Linked DNA regions of Homo sapiens: regions 2 and 3 are each linked to region 1. The links are chromatin contacts, found by Hi-C or POLR2A ChIA-PET in ENCODE. All regions are on one chromosome and are shown on one strand. Each heading gives the region's core, a stretch centred on a gene start or an enhancer-like site at or near the end of the contact. The rest is flanking DNA. Distances are from core to core; before and after follow the strand shown.

Region 1 (4,262 bases), core at 955-3,454:
TGGTGCTCTCAAATGCTCCCTCCACAGTCTGGGAGGTTTTCACTGGGGACTATCCTGGAAAAGGCGTAACATGTGATTCTAAGAGGTGACAGTGAGCACCCACATGTCATCTCAAACTGCTGAGAACAGGGAAGGCAGGTGAAGGTCCCGCTTCTATTGTTTTGTAACAACATAAAAGCACAGTTTATTTCCTACATAAATTTTATTTTCTAAAGAGGCCTTGGGTACTGAGATGTGAGATGGACTTCACGGAGAGCTGGCTGCATCACGAGCCCCAAAGGGTAAGAATCAGGCCTGGGACAGAGCACTCACACACATACCGTGTGCTCACAGGTAAGGGCAGGAGTGCGCAGCAAAGAAAGCTTCACATGGCTCCCATGTAACCTGACTTTTATCTCTGCTTTCACAGAATGAGGCATAAAACTACCAGCTAGGCACTCGCCTTCCTTTCTATTTAAATTTGCTGTATTGGAATGCGTTTCTATGTCTCACCTAAGTTATTGTCTCATAGTGCTTGGATAAACTTTGTTTTCCATTATCTTCCTAAAAATAAACTTCTTGAAATACTGTGTGTTAAATCATCTCAACTTACATCTGAGGTAATCAGGCTTTTGGTAAATTCATGAAGTATTTGTTCCAAGTGTTGGAAATTCACCCTTGAAGTCTCATCTCTGAGTGAAATGTCTGCCTTAGAGAATAACAATGATCACAGCACCCCAGGACTTCTCCTGTGTCAGTGGTTCTCCTCCCTCACCATCTAAGGGGAGGGGGAGAGAAACACCTGCTCTCTCATGGCAGCTCCACACCCCTCCCCACATCTGACTTCCTCCTTGGTGGAGAATTACTGAGCATTCCTGTTAAGAATACAGCACATCTGACAAATAGATTGAATTGAAAAATGTATAAAATCATCTAATTGTTAATTGGAGAACTAGGTAAAATCCTTAATATGTAGAGAAATTTAAACATACTTTTATAGGTTTATATGTATTTGGACAAAGATTTTTTTGTTTTTCTCCAGGCTAAAACACCCATAACCATCATCTTTGGTGAGGAGAAAAGACAGATATTTTAAAAAAATTTGTGTGATGAGAATTTATTTATTCAAATATTGTTTTTTTCTTATTTTCAATCTTCATTTTTTCCCTAAAGATAAATACCCATCACTGTATACATCTACTTCTTGGAATTTGCAAGGGAACCAGTCAACAGATTTTTCAAGCCTTATAAGTTTATCTGCCTGAGAAGTTCACCAGCTACATAACATCCTGGACTCTGGAGCCCAAGAGATGTGTAGTTTCCATTTTGGAGCCATTTTCTTTGATAAATAAGTAGTGAGGCTGCCATTCTTGTCAAAGTTGAGGACCACAACCTTACTCATGAAACTGAAAGATTGTTTGTTATGAGGAGTTCTGTTTGAGCCATACAAGCAATATATCCTTTTTAAAGAAATGTATCCGGAATCTTAGGTGTTCATTGCTCCAAGCCATGTGCAGAATAAAAAGAAAACAAAAAACAAAAAACAGGAAGTGTGAATATTTTTGACCAATACAGTGATTACACTCCATTCCCCAAAAGATTGCCTACAAATGTGTCTAAGCTAGAAATCATCTACAGTCCATACTACGGGGTGGATCAATGGTGATTTCATCAGCACCAGCCCAGCTGCTCCATGACAGAGAGGCCTGCATGCCGCCCTCCATCTTCCACCTGTCCACGGCTGACACACGGTGGGAAAGGGTTTTGCTGACATTGGTGATCTGAGCTGAAAATGTGAAGCCACCTTTTGGCATATAATTCATATTGGTTTTTCAATCATTTGTGTCTGTGTGTTTTCTTTTTGTTGCATTTTTTTTCCCTTCTTAAGAAACTCGTCATGTGGTATTGAAGGTGACCTGACTATGGCAAAGAGCATGTTCTGTGTGGTTTGCCTTTCCACCCACGCACAACACACTTTGCAGACTTGACAGGGATGGATCAGCCCCACAGAAGAGAAAACAGAAAACCAAAAAATACCCCTCCTCTGAAAAATACCCCCGGTGTGAAACTCTTTCTGAGAAAGACTGGCCCTTTTCTTTAATGTAAAAAAATATATATAACAAAAATAGATTTCTTCTCAAGACTCTTGTTTATTCAGATGATATCAATTCTGTTTCCAGCACAACATGTTGTAGCTGCTACTCAGAGATTTTTAGAAAGTCAGATCAACGCGACTGCAATGGGTTTTTGCCGTGAGTGAGCTGTGCTTCTCACTTGCTTACTAGAAGGTAAATGCGTAATTATACAGCACACTCACGGAACAGCAGTGAACTTTATGGGCGTATTTCTAAAACAGTCTGTTTACATCAACGGTGCTATACAAGTAACAAATAATAATAACAGTGTGAAGAAAATTAGCTCCTTAGGATGCATAACAGTTAATATGTAGCTCTGTATAATTAATATCCTGCAATTTAATGTGTTACTCATTTTCTTTTTTCCCTTCCCCTTTACTAGGAAGAAAGAAACAGAATTTGTTTAATTAAATATGGCATTTTCACAGTAGTATCAAGCCATAATATATCAGGCTGAATTAATCTGATTTCCTACCCCATCAACTTGACATTGGGCATCAGTTTATGCCCGACTTCCACTATACCCACTTAGAATATGTAAATGTTGTCACCTCCTCATTGTTATTTCTATCTCCATGCCTAACAAATGTGTAGAGAGTTCTCTCCTCTTTCAAATAATTGTATATACATTTAATCAGTGGTTTTCAACTGGGGCCAATTTTGCTCTTCCAGGGGACATTTGGCGAAGTCTGGAGACATCTTTGGCTGCTATAACTAGGGAAGGAGGGAGTTCTATTAGCGTCTGGTGGGGAAAGGCCAGGGACCCCTGCCATGCCCAGGCACACCTCCACAGCAACTATTCAGCTCAAAGTGTCAGTAGCATTGAGGTTGAGATCCCCTGCATTAGCTCCTTGATCTTTAAAACCATCCTCCAAGGTAGGGATTGTTATCAGTCTCCTCATTTTATGCATGAAATTAAACAAAACAAAACTTAGGCCCAGATGAGCCAAGAGATTTGTATCCAGGATAATCACAGGGCACAAAGTGAAGGACTTGGGTCTTGAATTCAGGACTCGAGTCTAAATCCTTCCACACTTGCCCCAGCCTTTTTTTTTTTCTTGCATTAGTCCTGCTTGCATAAGGCACTTTTGTTTACTGTAGCTGGCAACATATGTGCTCTACAGAAGTGTGTGGGGGCACATGTATTTTCCTGACATTCACACTCTTATTCTAGCAAACAGTTCCTAGGAGGCAAACAAGTCTGACTTGAGGCAAAATTGTGAGAAAAAGCCAAGCCCATCTTTGCGCTTGTGTCCTCCTGTGTTTGTCAGTGCTGCCCCCAACGAAGTGGCCACCCTAGAGAGTCCACTGCTGTGTGTTCTCATTCTTTCCTGGCCAGGGATACTTAACCCCACCCATCAATGCATCTCACTTGTAAAATGTATACCAGACCCATATTGCAGCTAATCAACGAGCCAGGCGGAAAGATGGTATGCTCAGAATGTGGGCATTTCCTGGTAAGCAGGAAAGGCTTCCTGGCCTCTTCAAAGCAGATCAGATTCCTATCGAAGCCTGTCCTCTTTTCTGAGGTGTCAGGGCCACGCACGTTGTGGCTTTTCAATGGAAACATGGTACCTGTCAAATTCAGGAAGGCGTTTTCCTACTGCCAAATGAGCTCTCCATGCTCCCCAAAACAACACTCACGAAAAGCTGCCCAAAGCTAGGGATACAGAGGAGAGGGCTACTTTTTAGAGTGACTTCTAACAAACCATTTTTCCACAAGACAAAAGAGCAGAGAGATTCAGTTGTGTGTTCATCCTGTGGTCTACAATAACAGCAGCCCCTCCACCGTCAGCACCGCCCATGCTATCATGCCTCTGCCTTCTCTCTAGAGCAGTGCACTCCCGGAACACACTGGGAAGGGGCCCTTCCTCTAAACTATCTAGCTGTCACTGTCACCACTTAATAAACAGTTAAAATGCAGTGACTCAGATTGCAAGTGTCAGTTTGGCCTGGGTGATTGTCAAATGGACCCATCCCAGCTAATTTAGGTCTTCCGTGGCTCTACTCAGGATGCCTAAAGGCAGGCCTGATGCCTACACATCCTGGCAAATTCCAGGAGCAAGGGGGGCAAGAAAAGTGCATGGAGAGTGCATCCGGGCATGGTGGCATCCAGGTGTGAGTGACGTGGAAGAAAGACTTGGGAAG
Region 2 (4,262 bases), core at 1,028-3,527, 1.1 Mb after region 1:
GCAGAAGCCAGCCCAGGGCTGTGGGAGCCAAGAAAAATTCTACCTTGAAAGTGGGGAGTGCTGGTCATAAGAGACTTTCTTCTAATGTGAGCATTTCCTCTATGAAAGAGAATGGAGGGACATTTACAGACACTGTCAGATGAATTCTCAGAAAACCTTGGGGAGGAAATTGGAAAGCCCTGCCTGCCCCAGGCATGGCAGGCATACCAGGTTCCTGGCTAGTGAAGTGGTTTGCTCAGGAGTTTTTGCAGAACCAGAAAACTTAGATGGAGCCCCATTTTAGAGATGAGGAAACCGAGATAGAGGATGCTTCGGATGACAGTACTTTGGTGCCTGTGCCACGAATAGCACCCGGATCACCCTGGACCACCTGCCTTTGATGTGGCACGGCAGCTGCATACATTTTCCTGTGCAGGCACTTGGGTGGCCTGAGTTGCCTCCAAATTTGGACATCTGGCTGCTTCTTGGTGCCCCCACCTGAAACCCAATCCACCTCTTCCGAAGCCAGCAGATAGTGAATTGCTCAGTAAGAAAAAGGTCTGTGCAAAACAGGAGACTAGAAAGAAACCTCAGTGCCTCCAGGAACCTCACGTGAGCTCCGTTTGACTCTGCAGAAGCAAGTTCCTTGCTTTTAGAGGAGTGACTGTGGCTGGGCATCATCCAGACCTATGTGCAATTATTGGTCGAAGGCGTCTCTCCCGCTAGACGGAAGCGCTCAGAGAACCAGGCAGTGGAAGGTGCATGACTGGGAGGAATGAAGGATGGCCATCCTGAAGTGGAAGGTGTGTGACTGAGAGGAATGAAGGATGGCCGTCCTGAGGCTGCGCTCGAATGGAGGCTTATTTAACATGGAGCCTCGTGCAAAACACCCCGGAGCAGGCCCCTATAGGATTGAGATCGCTCCCTGTGATCTGCTGCTTCCCTCTCCAGTGGTTTTTATCTTTGAACAGAGCAAATCCTGGCTCCACTCAGACCTGCTCCGTGAGAGCCGAATGCAGTCACTGCACCTGGTCGGGGCTGAGGAGCTTCTCAGCCATTCCAACAAGGCCTGGTCATCGAAAAGCCATGATTTTCTTGCATTCTGGGCCTTGTGACTTCTTGAGACGGGAAAAATGAAGCGCTGTTCCACGATTTTGTTCTCAATCTAAAGGACCATTGCTTTGGAAAGTGGTCAGATTCTGCTTTTGGTTGATTTTAGGATCCAAAACTATGGCGATGGGAAAAAGGAAATGCATTTTAGGATTTCAGGTATTGTCTAAAATTTGCACATGATTATATCCTGCAATCTTAATGGTTCATGCGTCTCATGCTCAACCAAGAGCCTCTGCTGGCCTAAATGATCAAAGCATTTCCAGGAATTATTCAAGAAAAAAAAATCTGCTCCCGTCACTCACCGGCTGAAACCCCCTCAGTGGCTCCCACTGCCCTCAGATGCAGTCACCCTCCTTACTGAGCTTAGTGAGGGCTGCACTAAGCACTTTGCATTATTCTCTCATTGAAGTATCACAACAATCACAAAAGGAACTATCATTAAACCCATTGCATGGATGAGAAAACTGATCCTTAGAGAGGTCAGGGACTGGTTCAAGCTGACTGTGCTGTACAGTGTCAGAGCAGGGATGACCCCAAACCCACCAAGGCCATTCTTAGCACCCGCAATCTCCATGACCATCTCCTAACTCTCTCCCTCCCCCTCATCTATTTCCTACCCATGGATGAAACTGTTTGTGTCTCACCTACTACTACAGTGAGCCCCTTCTGCTTACCTCCCTGGGCCCCAGGCTGGCCCCACTGGGTGCTCCTGGCAGCAAAGTCCATGTCTGATTAGGGAACTTCTTATTAGGAGGCTTCCTTGTTTGCTTTACCCACCTTCTCCAGACTGGGACCCCTGGAGACAGAGCCCTTAGCTCCCGAGGCCAGGTGGTCCCTTGCTGTGCCCAGCACAGATCCTGGTGCCTGGGAGGAAGGCAGTAAATCTGTGTGAAGTGGGTCATTTCATTCTGCATTGGAGGATCATTTTCATGCTCCATAACCCACGGCTATCAATAAAATTAATATTAGCTTCCAGTAAAGTCTAGAGAGGTGCTTCTCACACTAGAGTAGGCAACAGGGCCACCCGGAGAGTCAGGTAAAACTCGGAGGCGCTGGCTCCAGAGGCCCAGACAGGTGAGGCTGTGTGGCTGGTCCTGCCCCCGCCTCTGAGGGGCACTGCTCGGCAGCCAGCAGCCCACCCCTGAGTGCAACACTCAGCAACCAAAGGCACCTGGCTGGGCGATGACTGACAGTGAGGCAGCTCCAAAACTCCCTTCCACAGCATTTACAAAACAGACACAAAGTTTTCTATTTGGAGGAGTCATTTGCTGCAATGGGGGTTTTCCCTTCGTTTTTGGAAATGCCATGAAATAAAATGTTAAGTGTGACTCCAGTATCCTAATCTGAGGCACAGACAACTCACCGCAGTTACACCTCAGAGAAAACATGGGGCTCCCCGGGAGAGGGGCCTCACTCAGCCTGGAGTTATGTTCTGACTTCTCAAAACATGAAACCATTTATATTGGCTCTGGCACATTCAAAAAAAAAAAATTCCCTTATGTCACATGCACGCGCGCGTGCACAGAGATCAGCTTTCGGTTCACAATGAGTGTGCCCCTGGGTCTTTTCTGTGTCTCACTCATTGAAGCCTGGGGGACCAGGCCCTGGGGGACCGACGGGGTGCCTCCGTCTGTGCTCCTTGTCCCTGTTGGCCAGAGCTGGTGAATCACCCGGCCCCAGCAGCCTGCGTCCTTTCCCAATTACCGTAGCTGTCAGAGCTGACTAAAAAACCAGTAGCAGCTGGCAGGAAATGGGTAAGAAAACTGACCACAGATAAACTGTAGGACTCTACAGAGCAGTGGCAGATAGACTCGGGGACAGGAAGTGGAGCTGTTAAGACTCGGCCCTCGCCTGCTCCCGGGCACCTCAGGGCCATCGAAGGGCGCGTGCACCTGAGATGCTGCGGTGCTCGCGTCACGCAATGACCCCGCAGCAGGCACCAGCCACGGCCCCCGAAGGGAAAGAAGCAGTCAGGAGTGGCGGAGAAGCACCCCCAAAAGCCCAGGCCTTTGAGACTCCTGCAAAGGCAGTGGTTCTGCTAGTCCAGGGGTGATGGAATCGCAGCCGGCAGAGCCTGCGCTGTTGAGGTCAAATGACCTGCTGGCCGTGCATTGCCTCACCCGGCTCCCTGAAGCCAAAATGACCAGCTCTCAGGCAGGGAGAGGCCACCACACATTGAGAACAGTGCTGGTGTTGAGGTGGGGAGGCGCTTCTCTGTGGAGTTACAGGTCCAGCGTTTTCAATACTCCCACCGCGTTTCAGCCAATGCCAAGGGCGGGCCCTTCAGAATCCCTAGTGAGGAGAAAGTATCAGCCAGGTGGCATGCTGGATCCTTCCATGCATCATCCCACTCCTGTTCACATACCCTAGGAGGCAGCTAAGACTATCCCCATTTTACGGATGTGCAAAGGGAGGCTCAGGATTAAATAGGCCTGGCCCTGGGTTCCACCACCTATCCACCTATGAGGGGCAGAGCCCAGATTCAAAGTCTGACTGGGGTCTCTGCCCCGACGACCTCTGCTCACAGCGTGCCGCTAGGTGCTGAGATGGGAAGAGGAGAGAAGGGGTCAGAGGAGAGAGGGGGAGTGAGCACAGTGGAGGAGGCTTGCCTGGGCCCTGATGCTTCACCCAGAAAGAAAATGGGGTGGTCAGTGTTTAATCGCATCTTCCCAGTGGCCCAAGCTGCATGTCCACCCAGGACACCATCCCAAGCAGCCCAGCAAGGGGGACCCACCCTCTCTGCACCAAGGCAGACCCAAGGTGCTTCCAGGGGCAGCCAGAACAGGGTGGCTTCTGTGTGGCCTGCTGTGGGACAAGCTGCTGTGACAAGAAGCAGCATCTGCTATTGAACTTGTGACCCAGGCCTTGGTCCCTCACAGGGAGCAGGGCACAGCTGGGACAGAGGGTGAGGGTCCCCTTCCCATCTCTCGGAGGTGGCAGAGTGCACCTGCTCCACGGAGCGTGCGCAGCCCCCTCTGCTGGCGCCCGGTCCAGCTCTCGGGTGAGCTAGACGGGAGTTCAGCTGGGCGTGACTCACCCCTGTTCCTGGAACTGTCTGAAGGCGGGGAGGATGCTGTGGGTAGGCTCTAACTGTATCATCTGGGCTGGGGCCGGTAGCAGATGGTCCTTATAAAAAAAAAAAAAAAGTACTTCCATGTGGGCTTAAAATA
Region 3 (4,262 bases), core at 1,012-3,511, 1.0 Mb after region 1:
ATATTGGCTGGACTTTGGTCTCAGTCAATATGATTTCATCTGGCACCATTTATGTTACCAACTTAAACTGGCTGCTATTTCCCCAAAAAAGTATTTCCCTAAAAATCTTCACATATATGTCTGCCTTTTCATCAATTAAGGAGTATTTACTGCACACCTCCATGTGTTCATATCCTATTTGACATCTATAAATGAATCTTAAAAAGTGCAACTAAGCAAGCGTGTATCAGTGGCATCCATCTTCTGGTTTTCCTTTTCATTTTGATTGGTTTGCTATTCAATATGTACGTGCAATTTTTTTCTTCAAGAAAGGATTCAGCCTATCACACTTGTCTGTGTTTTTGGTTTCTGTGGAAAGAGCCTAACATGCAGTGGACACCAGGATAATGGCATTTGGCAACAGAGGTCAATGCTACCTGTGGGGACTGGGGTTTCACTATCCCCAGGAAATGGACCTACATGTTAACAAGGAAAGTTTGCCATTTACCGGGCTTCTGATGGTAACAGATTTGAGAGAACTAGCTGGTGAGTGGCACCAACAAGAAGTCAGCGATCCATCCGGGGTGGCCCAGGCTCAGCCACACAAGAGAAACTGCACTGTCCTCTGCACCCACGTCTGACATTGGTCCTCCCGTGAAGCTTCATGGGGGTGAGGACCAATGCTCCAGGGAACTCCTCCAACACACAGGATCGGGCCCTCCCCCTCCTCATCTGAGTTATATCTGGGCTCTCTTTTTCTTTAAGGGGACAAAGGAGAAAGAATGCCAAGCTTACTGGTGCATTAAATGATTGAGAAATGTTTGCCATTTAAAGCTGTTTCACTTCCTGCCTGATACCACAAAGAAGCTTTTTAATGAAGTTAGCCTTTGCCTTTCTCAATGCCACTATGCGCCTGGCTTGTTTTGCCCACTTTCTGTTTTCAAAGCTAGGTATGATCAGGAAACACGTGGTTTCTATTGTTTCAAACAAGTAAATTTCAATTCAGTCAATTTAGGGGAAAAAGTCAGGGGGCGTCCAAAGGACAGGGTAGAGGGGCGGAGCATACGAGGATGGCCGAGGGGGCACAGACAGCAGGCAGCGGGGTCCAGGTCTTCACCCTGCTCTGAAGGGGCCTGGCTGCCCTAAGTCAGCCCAGGCTCCCACGGGAAGCTGAGCCCTCAGGCTTGGGGGGTACTATGGGCTCCCAGAGTAGGGCCCCCCTCATTCCACACGTGCCCTTGCTGACTAAACCCTAAGCCCCAGGGTTGGCACATGACTTTCCACAGCTACAGCCAAAAAGACAAACACCACAAATTGCTTCGTGACCCCTTGTCAAGAGTGCTCCCAAAATGAGAAAATCTATACCACAAGAGTCCTACCACTGGGACACAGCCAACTTCAGGACCAGCACGAAAGCCCTGGCCAAACCATCCTGCTGCTACTAAAGTATGAGTTGTCCATATGACTGACAGAATCTCTGGTTTAAAGTAACTGTGGCTACTGCTTCTTCAGTGCTTATGGGCATGTCGGGTACTTAGCACTTGGTGTACGCCTATTCATTTAATCTTCCCAGCATCTTGCAAGACAGGTGTCGCTATCTCTTTTTACAGATGAGGAAACAGAGACAGAAAGAAGCTAAGGAATTCCAAGGTATCTGGGTCAGCTGCTGATGCAGCCCTACCCAAGGTGTGAGAATGTAAGTCCATGCTCTGTATTACCAAGTACAGTGTTCCAGGGTTTTCTGTTCTGCCCCCACCTCCACCCCCAGCCAATACCTATGTTTGAAAAAGGCCCGTTTCTAGCAGCGTGTTCATATTTATTCATTAAGTACTTATGAAGGGTCCACTGTTGGTCAGGTCCTGGAGATAAAGAGATGAATATCATGGTATCTGTCTTCTACACGTGTACTCTCCAGTACCCTCCACGATGGTGCCACTAGCCACATGTGTCTATTGATTGCTCAAAATTTGACTAATATGAATTGAAATACGTAAAGTGTAAAATACACACCAGGCTTCAAAATCTTCTTATGAAAAAAGTGTAAAATATCTTAATCATGTTTCTATTGAATCTTATTGAATCTATGTTAAAATTATATTTTAATATATGGATTAACTAAAATCATTTTTATTTCCATGCATTTCTTTTCCTTTTTAAAACGTGGCTGCTAGATAGTTTGAAGTGACCTACGTGGCTCACGTTCCATTTTTATCGGATTGCACTGCGCTAGAGGCACATGTCTGGAGAGGAGGAGACGTGAACAGAGCTGTCCCCATGGCCCAGGCAGGCAAGGAAAGCAAAGGAAGCATGAAGGGAGGCCAGAGGAAAGCAAGGGAAATGCCACGCCTGCCTTACGAGCTCCGACAGGGAAGTCGAGCCCTCTTATCAGTGGTCTAGTTGACTGGAGAGATAATCTACCACGCTCGCCAGCCTGTTCTGGAGAGACTCAATGACAACCCTATCACGTTAGAGGACCTGGCTCAGCAGTAGAACACAGGCTGGCAGCAGAGACTGTGGGATTCAGCTCTGGACACCAGCACCAGCTCAGATGGGAGCTCTGCTGTGGTTTTCACTTTGCTCTGGCTTTATTTTTATCAAAAGTATTCCAGGCCCCAAACCTCCCTCCTTAAACTTCCAGGAGAGGTTCAAAAATCCCACCTGCCTTATTTATGTAAACCATTCCTCTCCCCTCAGCCCCTTGGCAGCTCGTGATATACACTCTTTGTTGCTTACTCAGTGTCCACTCCTCTGTCGTATCTTACTGGAAGAAGCCCATTTGGGTTCAGAAAAGCCATGGGTCCAGCAGCCCCAGGCGATGGGTCCTGATCCTCTGTCTAAGCCAGTCTTGATAATTTCACTCCTCACTGCCCAGCCTGCCCTGAAGTTAGGGGTGGGCTGTCACTCAGTTCTGACATGACACCAAGGCCAGAGACTGCTTTGGGGCCAGTGTCTAGAAAACTTTGGATTCTTGGTAAAATGAGACAGATGAGGTTCAAAATGTCTCTCCTGCCCCAAACATCTTCATTCTGCCCCAGACGTGACCACTGCAGCTCCAACAGCCATATTGCAAACAAGAGAAGAATTCTAAGAAAACTGCAGAAGGTTAGTGCTAATATCACCGAGTTTATGAACCAGCACCAGTAACCACTGACCTCCAGTCTTCCTGTTACATGAGGAAAAATAAACTCCTCATTACTTAAAAGCCATAGAGTCAAGCAGTCAGATATGCTGTTACTTGCAGCCTTTGACATATACAAACCAAATATAAAGCGGGAAAATCGTTTGTCCAAAAATGTAGACTGTTCCAAAGAAACTCAACATCAACATCAACCACTTCCCACATCACTCTCTGCCTGATATTTAAGCACATTTTAATCACAATTCCCAGGGAACTCTGTGTGTTCTTCTCCTTTGAATGTATTGCGTCCATATAAGAGGTGGGAAAACTAGTAGTTATGGTTGAAGACCTACACGTGGCATTCTTAATTCTATATAAACCTCACAGTTCCAGGAAAGTTTCTCTCCACCTATGCAACATGTATAATTTTTTCACTCCCCAATGTACAAGAAATTACAGGGAATATTTTATTGTTCCTCAAAAAATTAATATGGTCATTGTCATTTAATATGGTTTAAATTTTTTAAAATTTTAAAATTTTTTTTAAAGTGTTTCTTCCTCCCCAGACACTATTTGGCTGCCTACTCAGTGACAAGTCCCTGCCAGACCCGGTGATTCAAAGCCCAGTTTTGCTCAGGTGTGGACAGCCCTGGGCTTGGGGTGACCAGGGCCCTCCCTGGCCCTAGGGAGTAAGTCCTCATTCATCCAAGCTGATCGTAGCAATTCCCTTCTCCTTGATGAGACAGGTTTGGGAAAAAACATAAGGCATAATTCTGGCTAACAAGCTGAGAGAGGAAGTCCGCTGGGAAACTTCTGAGGAAGCTCCTTCCTCTGAAAATGAGGCATTCACACGGGCCAGGCTGCAGGCACCACAGATCTGAAGCTGCGGTCACTCAACACAGAGATGCCTGTTATGCTCGTGTGAGAGTCCAGGGCAGTTCCAAGTGGCTGGGACAAGGGAGCAGTGGGCACAGGGAGCTCTGCTCCATGCAGTTATTGAGACTCAAGCACAGGCTGTACCATCTTCAAAACCTGGCTTCCACAGTTGCCCTGATGGTCAGACCCCAATTAACCAAAGGGGGAAAGAGCCTGGTCTGCTGTCCTTGGCAGCATCTCCTAGAAGGACAACTTAGTGACCCCAGGAACAGTTGCATTGTTGTTGGAT

What was found. Hi-C counts contacts between places; a loop is a spot of excess contacts on that map. ChIA-PET counts read pairs that join two places held with the same protein, here RNA polymerase II (POLR2A). Pooled maps may share reads with other maps.
Region 2: a map of naive thymus-derived CD4-positive, alpha-beta T cell shows a loop between it and region 1 (2.6-fold over the local background). The contact joins two enhancer-like sites. A Hi-C loop is called at or near these places in 1 of 168 maps with a recorded cell type or tissue (naive thymus-derived CD4-positive, alpha-beta T cell) and 6 of 50 pooled maps. POLR2A ChIA-PET finds 5 or more read pairs at or near these places in 2 of 52 experiments (activated CD4-positive, alpha-beta T cell and activated CD8-positive, alpha-beta T cell).
Region 3: a loop to region 1 is called in a pooled map, with 3 times the contacts of the local background. The contact joins two enhancer-like sites. A Hi-C loop is called at or near these places in 2 of 50 pooled maps. POLR2A ChIA-PET finds 5 or more read pairs at or near these places in 3 of 52 experiments (activated CD4-positive, alpha-beta memory T cell, activated T-cell and activated naive CD4-positive, alpha-beta T cell).

The regions. Positions count from the first base shown.
Region 1 is chr2:7,448,732-7,452,993 of GRCh38, forward strand. It overlaps LOC100506274 (a long non-coding RNA gene), which reads left to right. Exons shown (of 6, transcript NR_038432.1): 6 at 1,153-1,523. Among named protein-coding and RNA genes, the nearest start is that of LINC01871, 270 kb to the right of the region's middle. Within about 2 kb of position 2,205, at least 3 of the 41 ENCODE cell types and tissues checked have a DNase peak (open chromatin) inside an H3K27ac peak, as active enhancers do.
Region 2 is chr2:8,541,019-8,545,280 of GRCh38, forward strand. No RefSeq gene overlaps it. Among named protein-coding and RNA genes, the nearest start is that of LINC01814, 41 kb to the right of the region's middle. RefSeq lists enhancers at 2,376-2,425, 2,436-2,725, 2,700-3,206, 3,207-3,713, 3,376-3,435 and 3 more and a silencer at 3,941-4,235. Within about 2 kb of position 2,278, at least 27 of the 41 ENCODE cell types and tissues checked have a DNase peak (open chromatin) inside an H3K27ac peak, as active enhancers do.
Region 3 is chr2:8,477,135-8,481,396 of GRCh38, forward strand. No RefSeq gene overlaps it. Among named protein-coding and RNA genes, the nearest start is that of LINC01814, 100 kb to the right of the region's middle. Within about 2 kb of position 2,262, at least 13 of the 41 ENCODE cell types and tissues checked have a DNase peak (open chromatin) inside an H3K27ac peak, as active enhancers do.